Regions from separate parts of the Homo sapiens genome. Here region 1 is linked to region 2. The links are chromatin loops, found by intact Hi-C in ENCODE. Cell type or tissue: heart right ventricle. All regions are shown on one strand. Each heading gives the region's core, and the rest is flanking DNA. Links, peaks and the distances in the headings are about the cores only. Region 1 overlaps IGFBP3 (insulin like growth factor binding protein 3). Region 2 holds the start of LOC124901628 (a long non-coding RNA gene).

What was found. A loop is a pair of places that touch in the nucleus more often than their neighbours do. Peaks named below come from ENCODE experiments on the same cell type or tissue, not always from the same donor. Only the 100,000 strongest peaks of a DNase experiment are listed, where the experiment ranks them.
Region 1: a loop joins it to region 2, with 5 times the contacts of the local background. A loop is called at or near these places in 61 of 110 quality-filtered maps.

What each region holds. Positions count from the first base shown.
Region 1 is chr7:45,910,275-45,919,727 of GRCh38, forward strand. IGFBP3 (insulin like growth factor binding protein 3) reads right to left here. Exons shown (of 5, transcript NM_000598.5): 2 at 6,939-7,165; 3 at 6,274-6,393; 4 at 4,531-4,671; 5 at 1,971-3,560. The coding sequence ends at 4,546. Among named protein-coding and RNA genes, the nearest start is that of IGFBP3, 6.3 kb to the right of the region's middle. In heart right ventricle, for the core only: CTCF peaks have their summits at 7,500 (motif pointing right) and 7,706; a DNase peak (open chromatin) is centred at 7,517; H3K4me3 peaks cover 2,117 bases; H3K27me3 peaks cover 549 bases.
Region 2 is chr7:47,249,230-47,259,022 of GRCh38, forward strand. LOC124901628 (a long non-coding RNA gene) reads right to left here and starts at 5,385. Exons shown (of 2, transcript XR_007060318.1): 1 at 5,162-5,385; 2 at 2,871-4,550. RefSeq lists a silencer at 5,267-5,446. In heart right ventricle, for the core only: a CTCF peak has its summit at 5,376 (motif pointing left); DNase peaks (open chromatin) are centred at 4,632 and 5,282; H3K4me3 peaks cover 1,248 bases; H3K27ac peaks cover 1,579 bases.

The DNA of each region.
Region 1 (9,453 bases), core at 4,454-9,453, 1.3 Mb before region 2:
CAGGCTGCCACAGCAGAGAACCTGGAATCCCATTAGGGTACCCTCATCAACAATGGTGATTTTTATTTTTCCTAAAGTGTGTTGATTTGATAACTTAATCTTAGGAAGCTGTTGTTGTAGCACCTGCATCACCTTGACTCCCATGGAGGAGACCACCCTTACTTGTTCATTTCTGTGTGTGTCTGCGTGCAGGTTGCTTGGGTACATGTGACCTTAGGGGTTAGTGGAAGCAAAAGCCCCAGGGAGCAGAAGTTGCCTGAGGAAGATGGCAGAGGATCAGAACCAAGGCAGGGAGGTAGAAGAACTGGAGGGTCCAGAGGAGAATGAGAGTATGCAATTTTAAGGTATTTACTGGAAGTGGCAGGAGAGCATTTAGAGGGAATAGTTGATCATAGGTATTGTGTCAGGGTTTCCCAGAGAAACAGAACTAACAGGTTATATCTATCTGTCTGTCTATCTATCTATCTATCTATCTATCTATCTATCTATCTATCTATCTATCATCTATGTATCTATCTCTGTCTAATCTACCTATCTATCTAATCTATCAATCTATCATCTATCTAGTCTATCTACCTACTTATCTCTAATCACCCACCAAAAAAGACTTATTACAAAAAATTGGCTAAGTATGGAGGCTAAGTCTCACCATCTGTAATCTGCAAGCTGGAGAACCAGGAAAGCTGGTGGTGCAATTCTGCCCACGCAGACAGAAAAAAGGCACAAACCCTTCTTTCCTCTGCCTTTTGTTCTATTCAGAACCTTAATGGATCGATGGATGCCTGCCCACATTGGGGAGGGCAATCTATTTTACTGAGTCCACTGATTTAAATGCTAATCTTATCTGGAAACACCTTCACAGATACTACGCTCACAGTATCACCCTCACAGATGCTGTACCTGGGCACCCCATGGCCCAGTCAAGTTGACACATAGAATTAATCATCATGAAGTGTGGGAAGCAGCAGAAGTTAGAGGTTAAGAAATGAGGACAAGAAAGGGCACATGAGTTGGTGGCTCCCAGGAAAACAAACCCAGTGGGCTTAGAAGGCAAGCATTATTTTGTAGCTCATAGCTCTTCAGCAGCTCCCAAGAGGTTGCCACGTTCCGGTCCTGGATTTCCAGACACTTGGCCTCGCTCCCCAGGTGCTCCAGGATTCTGCCGCACAACTCTCCGTGACGCTTGGTGCCTGCTCCCTGCAATGGGCTCCTTCTGCTCACTGTCTCCCTCCATCCTCACAGCCTTGCAGTCACAGCACCCCCAAGGGGCCTGCTTTCTCATTTGTCCTGGTTTCTCATGTGATCAGCCTGAGACCACACACCACAATACCAGTCCTCTGAACACTTACAGAACCGGCTTGCTGCTCATCACATACAACACGTGATAAGGGTATCATTTTAGATGTTTCATCAACAAATCAGACATGGCGCTAGACAGGAGGTAACTCGACAGGAGGTAACTCTTCGACTGCAGTTTATCCTTGGATGCTCTGAAGCCACAGGCTCAGTGTTTTGTCTAAAGTGGCTTTGACAAGTAACAATTCTTCCAAGGCTGCAGATGAGGGGGCTTAGATCCCAGAACCCCTTCTGCTTGGAGCAGAGAAGGGCCACTCTCTGATTGGAGATGGGAAGGGGACAAAGCGGTAAAGGACACGAGACTGAATTGCTGAGTGTCTGTTCTGGTCCTTCCCTGCTTGTCTGTGGATGGCTGCTAGTGTTAGATGGGACAATACAGGACACAACCCAAAAAAGGCAAGGACCAGTCACATAGGTGCACATTGCTGACCTGATCAAACCTGGGCCACAGACTGTCCCAACAACACAACCTCCTAGAATTGGACCATCTTGCAGATATGACCCAATGCCTCCATAGGCTTCCCACAAAGCCATGGAAACTGACTTGGGTTCTTTTGCTAAAAGGGAAAGCAGGGAAACATTTGTGGTTATGAAGTTTTCCACTACAGCTAAAATATTTTCCCCTTTCAGGATTTTATTATAATAAAATAATTATTATATAATAAAATAAAATAATTAGTGATACAAAGCCCAGAGATGGTCAATAACAAAGGGAAAGATATTTTTTTAATGGTAAAAACTTTATTTACTATTTATAAATACATTGCAAGACAAACTTCTCAAAAATACTTTTCCCCCCAAAAAGTTAAAAAAATAAAGAAAAGCTAATAGGTAGGCAGAATGTCTTGAGACCCCTCTGTTTTCAAGGAGAGCTCTATGCAGCGTGTGTCCACACCGAGGTCTGCAGCAGGGCAGAGTCTCCCTGAGCCTGACTTTGCCAGACCTTCTTGGGTTTGGCCTCCGGGAGAGCAGCCCAGTCTCTGGGCGTGAGCTCCTTTCCTCAGTCATGGCCACAGTTGTATCATATAGCATCTCTAACATTTCATCTAGGATTATCTAGTATAGATCTTACTATATTTGGGGCTATGTTGTATACAATGTTAACAAGAACATATCTTCTCTGCATATATGTGTGAATTATAAAGAAAAGCATGAGAATGACTCTAAGTTCAACAAACATGGGTGAATCTCTATGTGCTCCCAGTGTCCTGGATGGGCTCCCCAGCAAGCCATTCCTCCTTCCTGTTCTGATATTACTATTCTTTTTTACATTGTGCTAAGGAGGACAAAAGATGAGAGATGAAAATAAAGCTTTGCCTTTAAAGAGCTTATCCTCAGAAATAAGCTTCGTCTTGAGTTGTTGAACTACAAAACACTATTTTCTGCAGTCATCCGAAGAATTGTGCCATTACTTGTGATGCCTCTGAATGTGGAGGCTGACTCTCCCTGTCTCTCTGTCCCTCCTACCCCACGGGGCCGCAGCAAAAGCCATCCTGGGCCTTCGACTGGGCCATGTCTTCAGGAAGATTCCTGAAGAGGAGGGCCCGAAATACCTGCCTTTATAGGTTCCCAGAGTGCCCTAGAACATTCTTAGATACATATTTTTTAAACAAGTAGGACTCCACCTTATTTTCTCCAATAGTCCCCAAGCAGTACAGGTCACTTGAAGACATAAACATTCTTCTTGGTTGAGGGATCCACGCCCTTGTTTCAGAAATGACACCACAGAAGGCTGTGAGCTCCAGGAGCATGCGTTGGGATGTCCGGATGACCGGGGTTTAAAGGTTTTCCTATTCTCGATAAAGCCTGTGCGCACTGTACGGGGAGTGGGGGTGAAGCGTGTTCTCTACATAGGCAACACAGCCGCCTAAGTCACAAAGTCAGTGGTCGGCCGCTTCGACCAACATGTGGTGAGCATTCCACGGGCGCATGAAGTCTGGGTGCTGTGCTCGAGTCTCTGAATATTTTGATAGGAAGCGACAAGAAAATTCAAACTGCTCTTTGCTGACTACTGGAAAGTGAAAAGATGCTCAAGTTTACCATTCAAAGAAACCATAGGCATTTCAAAAACCTCTTTCTAAACTTTGGTTTAAAAAAAATCAGTTCACCACAAACAGAAATATAAATCGAGGCTGTAGCCAGCTGCTGGTCATGTCCTTGGCAGTCTTTTGTGCAAAATAAGGCATATTTGAGCTCCACATTAACTAAAACAAAAAGAAAAAGAAATATATTGAAATAATCCCCCCAAAATCAAAAGGGCTCGACTCTTGCCCTGAGATATCCAGCACAGCCTGCAGGCTAATGGCACTAGGCCTGCAAGTGCAGGGCTGGGGTCTCAACTCATGTTTTCAAACAAAGCAACGAGTACCAGATGCTGCTCACAGTGTTCATTGTCAAAGAGTTACCCTTAAATTAGAATTATTTTTTCCAACTTGTAAGGAAAAAAGAAACCCTTATAACTAAACATGCAAATTTCTTCTGCTTACTAAATTTGTCTTAATAAAATGAAAGAAAATGTATTTATTCCTTTCCCCCAATAGTTCCCTCATTTATTAAAAGAAAAAAGAAGACTGGATATAATAGCATTCTCTAAAATTATCGTTTAAAATTTCATTTTTCTATCAGATTTAAATTAACTTTATTAAAATTATATTAGCCACAGACTAACAGAATATTCATTATATATTTTACAGAAAAAAAAAGCTGCATCTTCAAACTGATGCTCTCCCAACTGAGCTATTTCAGCTGTCTCACATTCACATCTTTAATTTAGAAACATGTATCTTTAGCAGGTTCTTGCGGATTAAAACGGTTTCTCTGTGAAGATAAATGGACCTCCAGACCTCACGGGTAAAGCCTAACTTTGAAAATCTTCACTTTGTGTGTGGATGAATGATAGCTTAGGTGCTGTGAGGTATCTGAGATAAAGCAGAGTGTCCCTGAGGTGCACTGGCCGGCCTCCTTCCCCACACTTGTTTGGTTGGGTTGATGGGGTCTCCCTCTCCCTGCACCCTTCTGAGGGCTCTGTCCTATTTGCTTTGCTCTTTCTGGCCCTGAGCTGCAGCTCCTGGGTCTGTAAGCCTGGGGAAGGGCCAGTGGCCACGCCCAGCCCCTGAGGCTGGTCCAAGGACAGTGAGGCCCTGGAGCCCCAGGCTGCCCCTCCTGAGTACTCACCCTTGCGGCAGGCGTCTACTTGCTCTGCATGCTGTAGCAGTGCACGTCCTCCTTCCCCTTGGTGGTGTAGCCTGGGAGAGGCTGCCCATACTTATCCACACACCAGCAGAAGCCCCGCTTCCTGCCTTTGGAAGGGCGACACTGTGGGAGAGAAACAGAAGACAGAGAAGTGAATGCTCCTGGGTCTGGTGTCAGGTCGGTGGCCAGGGCGCATGATGGTTTGCCAGCGTGACTCTGCTATGCTGAGAAAGCACAACAGAAATTTCAGCTAAGGCAACACAAGAGCCATGCGTGCCTAGGCCCGCTGAGTGTGCGCCTGTGCATGCGTGTGGGTGTAACTTCCTGCTCCAAGAAAGCGGGGGTGGGGGCAGTTTTGTGTTTCTAGGAGTATAAGGTGGACACCAGCCCTTGTAGAACCTCTTGACTGACTTCTCTGCCAAATGTGGGACTGAGAACATCCCCGCTGCCTGCGAATGTCACAGCTATGACTTTGGAGCCCACATCCAGCCTCACATGACACCTTCTCAGTATGACTTTGTTGAATGAATATGACTTTGACAGAAAACGTGGGTATAAACGAGCAATGGCAATGGAGGAAAGCTTAGGCTTTCTGACTGTGGCCACTACTATGAATCCTAGTATATGGTCACCCTGAGGCCACTGTGGCTCACTTAGGTCTCCAAAGGCCAATTCTGTAGATAGCATAGTATCAATTGTCCAATTAGAAAGCCAATTGAAATAGTGCCATCACATAACACAAAGCCTATAGAAGCATATTTATTACAGCTTAATATTACTATATCTTAAATTTGTTTGATCATTTTCAGGTTAATTGGGATTTTAGGCATATGACTACATTTGGGGCTGATGTGTAGCCAGGATTCTCACTCCATTCCTTTTCCAGGAATGGGACTATGTTGCAATATAAAGATTTTGAAAAGACTGTTGTTTGATGTTGATGACTCTCATGCCTTCTTCTCACTTGGACTTTCTAGGGAAATGCCAGTGAGTCGGAGGAAGACCACATGGCCAGTTTGGAGAGACTGGCCATCCCCAGCATGGACCGAGTGTCTGATTTCAAGTTCCATCCCCTCCACGCCAAGACAGACACCTGGTATGTGCTGGGGATGGCTGGGCTCTCCAAGCTGGCCATGCTGCAGTCATCCCCCCACTCACTAGCATTTCCTTGAAAAGCCCAAGGGAGACAGAGACACACGAGTCACCAACATCTAGCAACAGCCTTTTCAAAATCTTAATATTGCAACCTGCTCACTATCGGGAAGGCATCAGTAGGAAAGGGGACGATTGTGGGATTTCAGGGTAAGCTTTTTGTGGTATGACCTCATGTCACACTTCTTGGAAACTGACTATAATAGTTGTTTGAAATGTCACTCCCTGACGCAGCATTAACAAATGTGTTAACATGTCCACTTGCAGTTTATAAAGGGTGCCACTGGGCAGCATCTTGTCCGCCCTGTGGGTGAACCATTGAAAGGACAGGAGTGGGAAGCGGGTGGTGGAAAGGCACTAGGGTTGAGGATTATGGCCAATATAGCAGCACTCAGAGCAACAAGTCAAAGCAGCCCTTGGTCTGACCTCCTGAGACTGGCACCAAGTCCTGGGCACTGGTGCTGCACAGGCTCAGAGTTAGAGCTATGGCCAGAAGAGCCTGGGGGCTGGTGAGATGGGTTTCTCCTCTGTGTCAACAGAAGAGGAAGAAAACACACTGAGGACCTCACTCACCTGCTTTTTCTTATAAAATCCCTTCTTGTCACAGTTGGGAATGTGTACACCCCTGGGACTCAGCACATTGAGGAACTTCAGGTGATTCAGTGTGTCTTCCATTTCTCTACGGCAGGGACCCTGGGGATCAGGAAGGACCAGAGCAACAGAGTCACAGTTTTTACTCTAGAATGTGTGCTTTAAAAATCTTACGATGCTGCACAACTACCAAAAGTGGGACCTGTAATTTGCTCCTCAGATACCTTATGTCTGATGTAGCACGAAAGTCCCCCGAATAAGCTAACCATCACTCCCTGTCTCCTTTTTGCTCTTCCCAGAGTAAGGCACAGAAGCTGGTATGGAACCAATAGCAGGTCAACAAGCATAGAGGATGAAGTAAATAAAACTATCTTTATGAGAATATTTTTCATTATCTGCAGAGGTCTTTATGACATCCCATATGCTTTTAAGAGTGTTATTTCAGCTTGATCCTCATAAGATTCTCCAAAAGGGTCAATATTCTTTATGTAAGGAGAGGAGAGAGGTAGGGCACAGAGGGGCTAGGGGTTGCCCACCCATCAGCCAGGCGCTGGGGTTTGTTGAGTAAGAATTGCCCTCAAGAGGCTCTGAGTACCCAGGCTTGGCAGGTCTTGCCCTCCTCCTTTAACAAGAGGAAAAGCTCTCACATATTCTGTCTCCCGCTTGGACTCGGAGGAGAAGTTCTGGGTATCTGTGCTCTGAGACTCGTAGTCAACTTTGTAGCGCTGGCTGTCTTTAGCATGCCCTTTCTTGATGATGATTATCTTTGAATGGAGGGGGTGGAACTTGGGATCAGACACCCGGTGCGTGCTGGAGACGGACGGGCTCTCCACACTGCCGGCGCTGCGGTCTTCCTCCGACTCACTAGCATTTCCTTAAAACGCCCAAGAGAGACAAACACATGAGAGTCATCAATATCTATCACAGTCTTTTAAAAATCTTAACGTTGCAACCAGGTCACATGTAAATGACAATATTAGTTGGCAATCCAAGTGAGTTTTTTTTTTTAAAATACCTCGATGAAGTATTATTCCATCATACTACTCACTACATGGTGGTTGCTCTACCTCAAGAAGTTATCTGTTTGAAAGTCAATCTGACAGGTGCTCTTCCTAAGTAGCTGCAACTAAAGAAGGCAGACAAACGCTTCAGTGCCCCTCAGTAGGTGAAGGCAGTATGCTTCATCTTCCACCGGCAGGGGGCAGACCTGAGCCACGGGAGGCTGCTGCAGCGCCGGCTCAGAAATTTTGCAGTCAACTCCAAGTGTGGTCCTCCCACCCGCGGGAGCAGCGGCAGCCCGGGGACTTGGAAGAAATGCACATTCTCCACTCCGGAAACGCTGGAGTGGCGGCAGCAGTCTGAGTTGTAACAAGCCCTTATGGGAATTCCAAGGTTGACCAGTACCGTCCTCAATGCTACCAGGTAAACACGCTTATAAGAGCTTGGTGTCCAGCTCAGATGGGAAAACTGAATTATTACCTGCAAAGCGTTTTGCCTCAGGGGCTCAGAATCATGCAAGCATGTTGGTGGCTTGTTTTCTAGGTCCCCGTTACATCTCTAAAACTCAAGGTCTACACAGACCCTGTGCATCTTGCTGGTGCCTGCCTAAGTGAGTCCTTTTCACCCCGGGTGAACACAGCAGCACATGGATGCAGACAATGCCAAAGTCCCACTCACGGCTCAGACTTCTAAGTGCCAAAGAGCTTTTCCTTCCCTGGGTGGGGGTGGGGTAGGAGAAATCCCCCTCCAGCAGATCTCCCTTTTATAATAAAAAGTGCTAAATGAAGAAAGTCTGATGCTTAAAATGGATGCTGGAATGTTAACAGTTGAATTGGAATTTTAAGTATATGACTAAATTCAAGACTGGATCTGCAGCCAGGATTCTCACTCCATTCCTTCTTCAGAATGAACTTGGAGGGGCTGTAAGACCGCTATGGGGATCAAAGGCTACATTCAGAGCCCATGCTCCCAGGGCCTGTGGACCATGCCAAGGTCTGGAGGCATCGGCTTAAGTCCACAATTGAGAGTCATGAAATTTCTCTACTACAACAAACAGGGCTATAATGTGTAACCCTAGCAGGGAGCTCAGGTGGCCCATCTGGTCCACAGTCTATTCTAGAAAGCTACCTGGGGCTGCAATGATTTGGCTGCAGATGCTCTGCTCTCCCCTGGAAGTGGCTACTGGCAGGTCACTCACCAGGGCCTTAGGAAAGTCCCTCTCCTCTCTGGGTCTTAGTTTCCTCACCTGCCAAACAGCTCACTGAGGTCCTGCTGTAAAGTTCCCCAAGGGGTTTCATACCTTGGGAAGCACACATTCCCAGGGTCCAGCACAGAGCCTCACAGAGGAGGTCCCTACCTGCGAGGATTTGGTTTCAATTTCTTTTAATCTTAGCTTGCTTTCTTTTTCAAGGAAATACTGAGATAAAAGAGATACTAAGAATGTAAATACTCTAAGAACATGTAAATAAACGTATTTATACTTCTTTTCTAAGAACCTTGAGTAATTTCTTAAATTTCCTTGGTTTCTTCTTAATGCCTGGGCTGCAGACTAGGGCATGAAGACAAAACAGTTCTATTTAAGCAACAGATAATTGTGACTTTTGACTGTCGAAAATTTACCTTTTTTTGTCAAATAGATTCTAGAAGTCACTTAGATCTTTTTATAATCTTATAACTCACATCAACCTATACTACAGTGCTACTAAGGTGGTAATCATGATGATTGCTAAAGCCCAAGAATGACGATGTGTATCAGTATTTCTAAGATCACTTTTTGAATACCCCAAAATGCACAATAATGTACGACACTTGGCAAATGACATAACTTTGCCCCGAGAGACAAATGCCTCCAGCAGCTTTAACAGCTGACCAGAGCCAGTGTATGTTTCAGGCATCTTGCCTTTCCATGAATCCAGCATTTCTCAGGGGTGAACAGAGCCAGCCTTGCCGAGCCAGAAAATAACTTCACCCGGGCGTGGAACTCTACAGCTACATAAATTATAAAGGGACTGTTCATCCTGCTAGCCCTAGATGGGGGCCTGCCCAGTGACATCTGTCCAACGTGATCGTTGGGGAGTTGGGGGAATTAGGATGGGGAGAATTCTCCCAGCCTTCAGCTGTGCAAGGCAGGAACTTTATTTCTCATATAACTAGGTGAGGCTG
Region 2 (9,793 bases), core at 2,567-7,566:
CTGTGCTGACACTGCAGTTATATCATCTCATTTAATCCTTGAAGTAACACCAATTGACCATGCGTTCCAGATACAGAATCCAGTTCCAAGAGGTTTTCCCAAGGTCATAGAGTGAGAAAATACAAGATCAAATCTTATCACATCTGAAATCCATGGTGTTTTCACTGAACTGCACTACCTCTCAAAAGACTATTAAAAGCCCACCCATTTATGGTTTTATCGTAGTAAAATACACACAACACAAAACAAAGTTTTCACCATGTTTAAGTGTTGTAATTCAGTGGCATTTAGTACATTCAGAATGTTGCTCAATCATCATCTCTCTCTCTAGTTTCAGAACTATTTCACTCAGACGCATCAAACAGTCATTCCCTATTTCCCCTCCCTCCAGCCTTTGGAAGCCACTAGTCTCCTTTCTATCTCTGTGGATTTATGTATTTTGCATGTTTTACATAAGTGAAATTATACAATATGTAATCTTTGGTGTCTGGCTTCATTTACTAACATAATATTTTTGAGGATCATCCACATTGTACCATGTATCAGTACTTTATTCCTTTTTATGGCTAAATAATGTTCCACTATATGGATATAACACATTTTCTGTTCATTCATCAGCTGATGAAACTTTGGGTTGTTTCCACCTTTTGGCGATTATGAATAGTGCTACTATGGACATTTATGTACACATTTTTATTTGAACATTTGTTTTCAATTATTTGGGGGTATGCATTTATAAGTGAAATTTATGAATCATTTAGTCATTCTGTTTAACTTCTTGAGGAGCCAACAAAATGTCTTCCATAGGGGCTGTACCATTTTACACTCCCACCAGTGGTGTACAAGAGTTCTAATTTCTTCACATCCTTGCCAACACTTGTTATTCTCTAATTTTTTTTTTTTTTTTAGTAATAGCTATCCTAATGGGTTTGAAGCAGTTCTAATTGTGATTTTGATTTACATTTCTCTAATGACTAAATGGCACTGAACCACTTTTCATGTGGTTATTGTCCATTTGTATACATTCTTTGGAGAAAAGTCTGTTCAAGTTCATTGCCTATTTTGTTGCTGAGCTGTAGTAATTCTTTATATATTTTGGATACTAGTCCCTTATTGGATACATGATGTGCAAATATTGTCTTCCATTTTGTGGTTGCCTTCTTTCTTAATAATGTCTCTTGATGCACAAGAGCTTTTAATTTAAATGAATTCCAACTTGTCTGTTTTTTATTTTGTTGCTTGTGCTTTCATGTCATTTCTAAGCATATATTTGTCAATTGATTTTTGACAAAAATGCCAAGACAATCCAATAGGGAAATAATAGTATTTTCAACAAATATTGAATTTCCACATTTAAAAAATAATTTAACCCTTTTTTCTTATCATACACAAAAATTAACTAAAAATGGGTCATAGACCCAAATGTAAAATGAACTATAAAATTTCTTGGGCCAGGCATGGTGGCTCACGCCTGTAATCCCAGCACTTTGGGAGGCCGAGGCAGGTGGATCATGAGGTCAGGAGTTCAAAACCAGCATGACCAACATGGTGAAACCCCACCTCTACTAAAAAATACAAAAATTAGCCGAGCATGGTGTAATCCCAGCTACTCAGGAGGCTAAGGCAGGAGAATTGCTTGAACCCAGGAGGTGGAGGTTGCAGTGAGCCAAGATCGCACCACTGCACTCCAGCCTGGGCAACAGAGGGAGACGCTGTCTCAAAAAAAAAAAAAAAACACTTCTTAAAAGTCTGTGATCTTGGGTTTGGCAAAGATTTCATAGACATGGCACCAAAAGCACAATCCCTAGAGAAAAAAATGAATAAGCTGGACTTTATCAAAGTTAACAAAAATTTGTTCTGCAAAATATATCATTATTTCTTATTGGATGAAAGGACAAGCTGCAGAATTGAAGAAAATATTTGCAAATCTTAGGTCTGATAAAGCACTTGTGTCCAGAATATATGAAGAACTCTTACAGTTTAATAATAATAAGATAAGCAACCCACTGAAAAATTGGCATAAAAGTTTTTAAAAAAAAGGAAAAACTGGCAAAAGCTTTAAATAGACACCAAAGATATATAAATAAATAATGACAAACATGCTATAATAAATAATGAGATAAAAGATGCCATTAGCCGTTAAGGAAATGCAAATTAAAAACATAACAAGATATTACCAGAAACCTATTGGAATAGCCAACATTCAAACACCAACACCCACTGTCAAGGATGTGGAGAAACCGGAACCCATATACATCACTTGTAGGAAAAAAAAATGCCACAGCCACTTTGGCAAAAAGTTGGGCAGCTTCTTAAAAATATCCACTCAGCATATCCTGAACAATTTCACTTCTAGGTATATATCCCAGAAAAATGAAAACACATATCCACACAAAGACCTATATGTGAATGTTTCACAAAAGCATTATTCATAATATCCAAAAAGTGAAAACAATCTAAATGTTCACCAACTTATGAATGCATAAACAATATATGGTATATTCATCCAATGGAACGCACTTAGAAATAAGAATGAAGGCAATGCTGATACAGGAAACCACACGGATGAACTTCAAAAACATTATACGAAGTGAAAGAAGCCGGACACAAAAGACCACATATAGTATGATTCTACTTATATGAAATTTCTAGGAATTTCTGTCTATAGAGATAGAAAGCAGGTCAGTAGTTGCCTGGAGTCAAAAATGGTAGCTGGGATTGATTGCAAATGGGTAGGAGGAAATTTTGGGGGTGGTGATAATGTTCTAAAACTGAATTGTGATGGTTTACTAAAAGTCACTGAATGTACATTTCAAATTGGATGAATTTTATGGTATGTATACCTCAATAAAGATGCTTGAAGACATACATAGTTTTAAGAAATATCATTTTAATTGCTATATAATATTCCATCAAATGGATATGCCACATTTTATTAAGCAACTACTGAATAACTATTGAATAATGAGATTATTTCCAAACTTTCATTCTTTTAAATGCTTCAACCAATATGTTTGTTTGATTTTGTGCAAATCTGGTTTTTAATGGTCTCTTTAAGTTGATTCCCAGAAACGGAACATAGGAGAAGGGGATGCCCATTGACAGGGCTCTTGTTACCTAGCTGCCATCTGTTTTCTTTAACATTATATAAGGTTAAACAGCTCAGCAATGAATGGAAACATACATGTTAAAAATTGAGGGCCAGGCACAGTGGCTCACTCCTGCAATCCCAACACTTCGGGAGGCTGAGGCAGGTGGATTGCACGAGGTCAGGAGTTCAAGACCAGTCTGGCCGACATGATGAAACCCCATGTCTATAAAAAATACAAAAATTATCCAGGTGTGGTGGCGCATGCCTGTAATCCCAGCTACTCAGGAGGCTGAGGCAGGAGAATCACTTGAGCCTGGGAAGTGGAGGTTGCAGAGAGCCGAGATGGCTTGATAGGGTTTGGCTGTGTTTCCCCCCAAATCTCATCTTGAATTGTAACTCCCACAATTCCATGTGTCATGGGAGGGACCCAGTGGGTCCCTGTGAATCACAGGGGCAGGTCTTTCTCGTGCTGGTCTCATGATAGTGAATAAGTCTCACATGAGATCTGATGGTTTTATAAAGAGGAGTTCCCCTACACAAGTTCTCTCTCTTTTCCTGCCGCCATCCGTGTAAGACCTGACTTGCTCTTCCTTGCCCTCCACCACGATTGTAAGGCCTCCCCAGTCATGTGGAACTGCAAGTCCACTAAACCTCTTCTTCTTCCCATTCTGGGGTATGTCTTTATCAGCAGCATGAAAACGGACTAATACAAGGTGCCACTGCACTCCAACCTGGGAGACAGAGCAAGACTCTGTCTCAAAATGAATAAATAAATAAATAAATAAATATAAATAAAATAAAAATTGAGGGGTTTGGAAAGGCACTTCTCAACAAACAAACCTTACTTGGGCACATTTGGATTATAAAAAATAAACCCCTTCTAAAAACTATAAAAAATAAAAGGGGCAGAATCAATAATTTATCCTGATTTTTCTGCAAAAACTATTTCAGGGACACAAAATCAGATAATTACAACAAGTAAATGCCTGAAGTAAATAAATAGAGTAATTCTAGCTAGTACACAAAAAGGAAAAAAATAGAATGTTGCCATGGTGTGACCCCCTTAAGTTACAATACTAAGAGGTCTTTACTCGTCATAACAGGAATAGTCTGGTGTTCTGGGGAAGGTGTTAATACCAGAAATAGGGGAGCAGGGGAAACACCCCAAGTTTGCTTGGTAGGATCTTGCAGAGGAGGCTCAGGAGCTGAACTGGATAATTCAAACAAGTCATCTGGCTTCTCAAAAGTCCTCATGGGGAAGTGTCAGATCATGCAGGTGTCCACAGTGGACTGGGACCTGGGCAGCACTGAGTTCCCCTTACTGACTGCACCATCCATGAGCTGAGCCTGCCTTCTGGGGAAGGAGGGGCATCTCCAGGAAGGGCAACCGGGCCAGGTCAGAAGGCCTCCTGTGTCTCCGGGGCAGTGTGGTCTTCTTTCAGGAGAGAGTGAGTCATCACTGAAGGAGAACAGAGCGAAGGCTGCACAGTCCAGCAGTACTGGGCCCAGACTCTCAGCCCCTTTCTGGCCCTGCCACGCTAAGATAGGATCATCTCCCTCATGGATGCAGCTGATGTGTGCGTGAGCACACGCTTGCCAGGCAACTGGCCAGCACCGGCTGTCTCTGCAACGCGGAATTTACAAATGCCCTTCCCGTGAGGAAGGAAGAGTAACCCGATTGATTCTCCGCTACCAAGCAAGCCCTCTGCCACTTTACAGTGCAGTAACTGCTTACAATGATTCCCCTTCTCGGGAATCGCTTTTCTAGCTCTTCCTCTACAGTCGGGGAGCTGAGCCCCCAGAAGCCAGCAGTCACACTAGTAGGGCAGGGCAGAGCCCGCTTGACCCCTTCCTTGGGAGGGGGGCCTAGCGCCGGGGCGCGTTTCCTCTTCGCGCTGCCCTGTCCTGGCCCGCCACTGGAGCCGGTAGCCCGCAGGGCAGCGGGGGCGGAGGCGACCCTGGGGGTGGCCTGTGGGCCCCCCTGCGAGATCTCGACGGTTCCTATCTATTCCATTCTCCCTCCCCGTCTCCCTGAGCCCCGCCCCTGGGTCCCTTGCTGGAGCCGCTCACCCCCTCCCCCGCAGGCGTTGTGCTGGGCCCGGGGCAACTTCCCCAGAACGTCCGGCCACCCTGCGCGGAAGCACGCCTGGCAGAGCTGCTGAGCCAGGCTCAGGTCGCGGAGTAGCGGCGCTCCGGACCGGCGGAACACGGCGTCCTCGGCTCAGCTTCGGAAGCGCCCCCGCCCCGCCCGGCGAGCCCGGGAATGGCGCGCGCGCCCCCTGCCGGCCACACCGGGACCAGCGGCACCCACAGAGGGCGCGCGGGCAGGGCGCGAGGCGGCAGGCCCCTCTCTTCCTCCCGACCCTCGCAGGCTGAGCACATCAAAAGGCAGGCTTCCTTATGGGTGCTTTCGTTGAAATTCAGCATTGTGGCCAGTCTTGAAAGTACAAAAAAAAAAGAGGGCAAATGTGCTGCACCACTTTAACACAACTTCAGTGACCCTGTTGTCTTCTTCTCTCAGATCTTCCTTCTGCTGCTGTATCTGCATTTCCTCATAACGCCAACAATAATGAGAGCATGGCCCGGGAACCCGCAAACTTTTTTCTGGAAAAGGCCAGATAGTAAATGTTCCTGGTTTTGTGAGCAAGATGGAAAATCGCCCATAGACAATATGCTGAGCCGACTGAGCCTGTGCCAGTCCCTGGGAGCCGACGCTAACTGGAAACAGCCAGGCCAGTTGTGCAAACTGCCCACTTGTTCATTAAATCGAGGCAGGTGTGACTTCAAGGCTACCACTCTCTGGTCCTTGTCAGGTGCAGGCTCTGTTAGAGGTTCCTGCCACATCCCTGCCTGGGCCACAGGGCCGTCCCTGGGTCCCCAGGTGTCTCTCCAACCATAACCCTGCCTGGGCCCTGCTATGTCATTTGAGCCATGAGGCCCCTGAAGATCAGTGGCCCCTGCTGCCCTGGGCCCACAACCTGTCACTAGCCTGTTGGGGTTTAAGGGTGAAAAGAAAGACCTCAGACACACATATGTGCACATGCATGCACAAACACACGCATGCACGCACACACACGAACATGCACCAACATGCGGACCCACTAACCCGGAACCACTGGGTTTCTGTGGCAGTGAGAGTAGGAGAAAGGCCTAGGATGCAGCTTGTAGTGAACTCTTATAATTCCATGTTACCATTCCCAACAGAGGTTTAACTTTTTCCTACCAGAGGCAGGGCTTACTCACCCTTAACACAGTTTCCAGCTCTCCACCTCCTTCCAGTTCCTCAATGTGATCAATCCAGACATCTGCCTTATACAAACACCTCCTGGTGACCACTGCCCTACGAGACAGCTGGATACAACCTACTTGACTCACCCCACTGACCCCACATGGACCTCACAGATATGCTGCAATGACCACCTCTCAGTCATGGCGTGATTACATGGAACCGGTGCCTGCTTGCTCTAAACCCATCAATTAGAACTCCCTATGGGAAACCTGCCTGGGGTAGACCCCTGGACCCCACTTAAGGCCTCAGCTTACAGGTCCTCCTCTCTCTCGATCCCCACCCAGTGGTTGTGTGTGTGTGTGCCCCAGGCAGCTCCCTCCATTCCGCTAGCCATGTGAGGTATTCTGCCTTCTTCTCTCTGGGATCTGTGAGGAATATGCTGCTTCTGTGACTCTATGTGCTTTGTCCAGTTGCCTCCTCTGTCTCCCCGGACAGATGCACCAGAACCTAGCTCCTCTCCTAGTCAGGGCTGGCCTAAAGAGTGGCTATCTTATTGGGAATAGCTGGAAACAGGTCAGATGGGAGCCACAAGGAGTCTGCCAGTATGAACAAGATTCCTGTGAGAGCAACACCAGACCATGGGTCTCACCCTCAGGCATGAGGCCACCTGCCAGGATAAAGAAGAATCTTGTGAAAGGCGTGCTGTACACATCCACCACCAAATCCCCGAGGCCCATTAGGTGGGGCACAGTTTATAGGAACTCTGCAGAAAGAGACCACAAGACCAAATCAGAAAGAATCACAACAGCCTCAGCCACATGGTTCCCTCCATGAGCAGAGGCACCCACAGCACCGAGGAGAGGGGAGGGGAGCTGAAGAAAGGGGAGGGGAGAGTAGGAGAGGATGTCTTCAAGCCACCCTGTTTTCAGCCCCACAGGCCCCGTGATATGAGAAGCACAGAGGGTTTCTCCAAGTACAGAGAACAAAACAGGAATAATCCTCTAGTTCTCCTTCCACATCCTCATCCTAGGGCATTTTTATTTATGCAGAGTACACACTCCCTGTCTTGTACCTCACTTTCCTAGGTGAGGGTGCCCCCTAACATGCTGGCTTGGTGGGTGTTTTCCTGGGTCATCCCCAGCGGGCACCTGAGCCTGGGCTATGCAACCTGCTGCCTCCTCCTTGTAGGAGCCCCCTCTCCCAGCTGTAGGTCTCTTCCTCTCAAAGGACTCAGCATCAGCCTCATGCAAGAAATATCCTTGGGAAACAGTGGCCTGACAAGAAGGGTGAGGGTGAAGGAAAGGCTAAGAATTGGGCAGCCAGGAGATGGCTAGAATTGGCTAAGAATTGGAAAAATTGGAAAAGGCTAAGAATTGAGATGGAGACGGTGAGGGAGGAGGGAAAGGAACAGTGGACCCACTTTGCTGATAAAGGAGCTTAGGTCAGAACAGCCTCCAGACACAGAGAGGAATGGCCTCCAGGTATGAGGGCAGCAGAGGGGCTGGAAATGGGAAAGAAGAGTGGCCTCCAGGTATGAGGGCAGCAGAGGGACTGGAAATGGGAAAGAGTACAGGGTGTGGAGGAAGAAGGGGCAGCCACATCACTGCAGGAGACTCTGGACAAAGGAACATTTTCCTCCAAGTACCCAAGGTGCTTTGGTATGACACCATCTGGTTGTAAATTGATTTAAGGATAGGAACAGAAATTTGATCAAAAGTCAGAAATATTTTCATACCTTTGACCAAATCGTCCTCCTTACTCACTGGAATTTACATCAAAGAAGTGACATGAGTGGAGAAGGCTTTTCTGGGAAGGATGGGAGGGGCCGGGATAGGGAGGTGCTGGCAGGAAGGGGAGGATTCAGGAGGGAAAGAAAAGGGGAGGGGAGGGCAGGCTGCAGCCCCGGGGAACCTTGCACAGGCCTCGCAGCCTCACCCACCTGGGGTTGAGTTGGACTCTGCTGACTGTAGCCTCTCTGAGCCTCCAGTTCTCTCTGGAGCTCTACCTCATAATATCTACCCCAGTGGCTAGTTTTGAGGACTTCACAAGATAACACCTGGCACAAAGTAAATGCTCAATAAAGGTTAATACTAATATTACTCAGATAACTTATTAGGTCTCTGTTCAGAAACCAACCCTCACATTTTATAGTTATTTTTAAAATTTACGTACAATGCAATTCCTTTCTCTGTCTCTCTCTCTCGTCTACAGTTCTATGAGTTTTGACAAATGCACAGGATCATGGAACCAGCACCACAATCAAGACAGAAAAGTTCCACCCACCTCAAAAGTCTTTCTCACCATCCTTTGAAATCCAGCTCTCTCCCATCTCTAACCCAGGACATCTCCATCCCTAAGGCTTTCCCTTTTCCAGAAGGTCATATAAATGGAATTGTATAGTTTGTAGTCTTTTGAGTTGGACTTCTTTCATTCAGCATAATTATTTTAAGATTCTTGCATTCTGTTGAGAGTATCAATAATTTGGGGTTTCTTTGCTGAATAATATTCCATTGGATGGATGTACCCCAGTTGGTTGGTACATCCATCAGCTGAAGGACATTAGGTTTTCATTCTTGGCAATTATAAATAAAAGTTGCTCTAAGTATTCATGTAATAAGTTTTTGTGTGACCCATAAGCTTTCATTTCCACTGGGTAAACACCTAAGAGGGAGATTGCTGCAACATACATGGTAAATGTAAGTTTTACTTTACAGGGAAATTTTCAAACTGTTTTCTTTTTTTTGTTTTGTTTTTTTGAGACGGAGTCTTGCTCTGTCGCCCAGGCTGGAGTGCAGTGGTGCAATCTTAGCTCATTGCAACCTCCGCCTCCCGAGTTCAAGCGATTCTCCTGCCTCAGCCTCCCAAGTAGCTGGGACTACAGGCAGGTGCCACCAGGCCCAGCTAATTTTGTATTTTTAGTAGAGATGGGGTTTCACCATGTTGGCCAGGCTGGTCTCAAACTCCTGACCTCGTGATCCAACTGCCTCAGCCTCCCAAAGTGCTGGGATTACAGGCGTGAGCCACCGCACCCGGCCCCTTCAAACTGTTTTCTAAGCAGTTGACCCATTCTGTATCTCCACCAGCAAGCGTAAGAGTTCCAGTTTCTCTGCCTCTGCCAGAACTTGATAATGTCCATTTTTGGTTTTGTTTAGCTTTGCCTTGTTTTTGAACTAAGGGAGGTGGAATGAGAGCTCACTGTGCTTTTAACCGGCATATCCCTAGTGTCTCATGCTGTTACATTCATGTGCTGCCTTACCATCTGTGTATCTTCTTCCAGAAAGTATCTGTTCAAATCTTTTCCTTTTTAATTCAACCCTCACTTTTACTTGTAACTGTGTGAACTTGCCACATGCCTTTCCCTGCTTTGCTTTGGGTAACTAGAGGGAAATAAACCCATTGAAGACACTAAGTATGTATGAGACACACCCAGTCATGTTTGGCCATATGCCAGAAGGACTAGTAACTTTGCCATC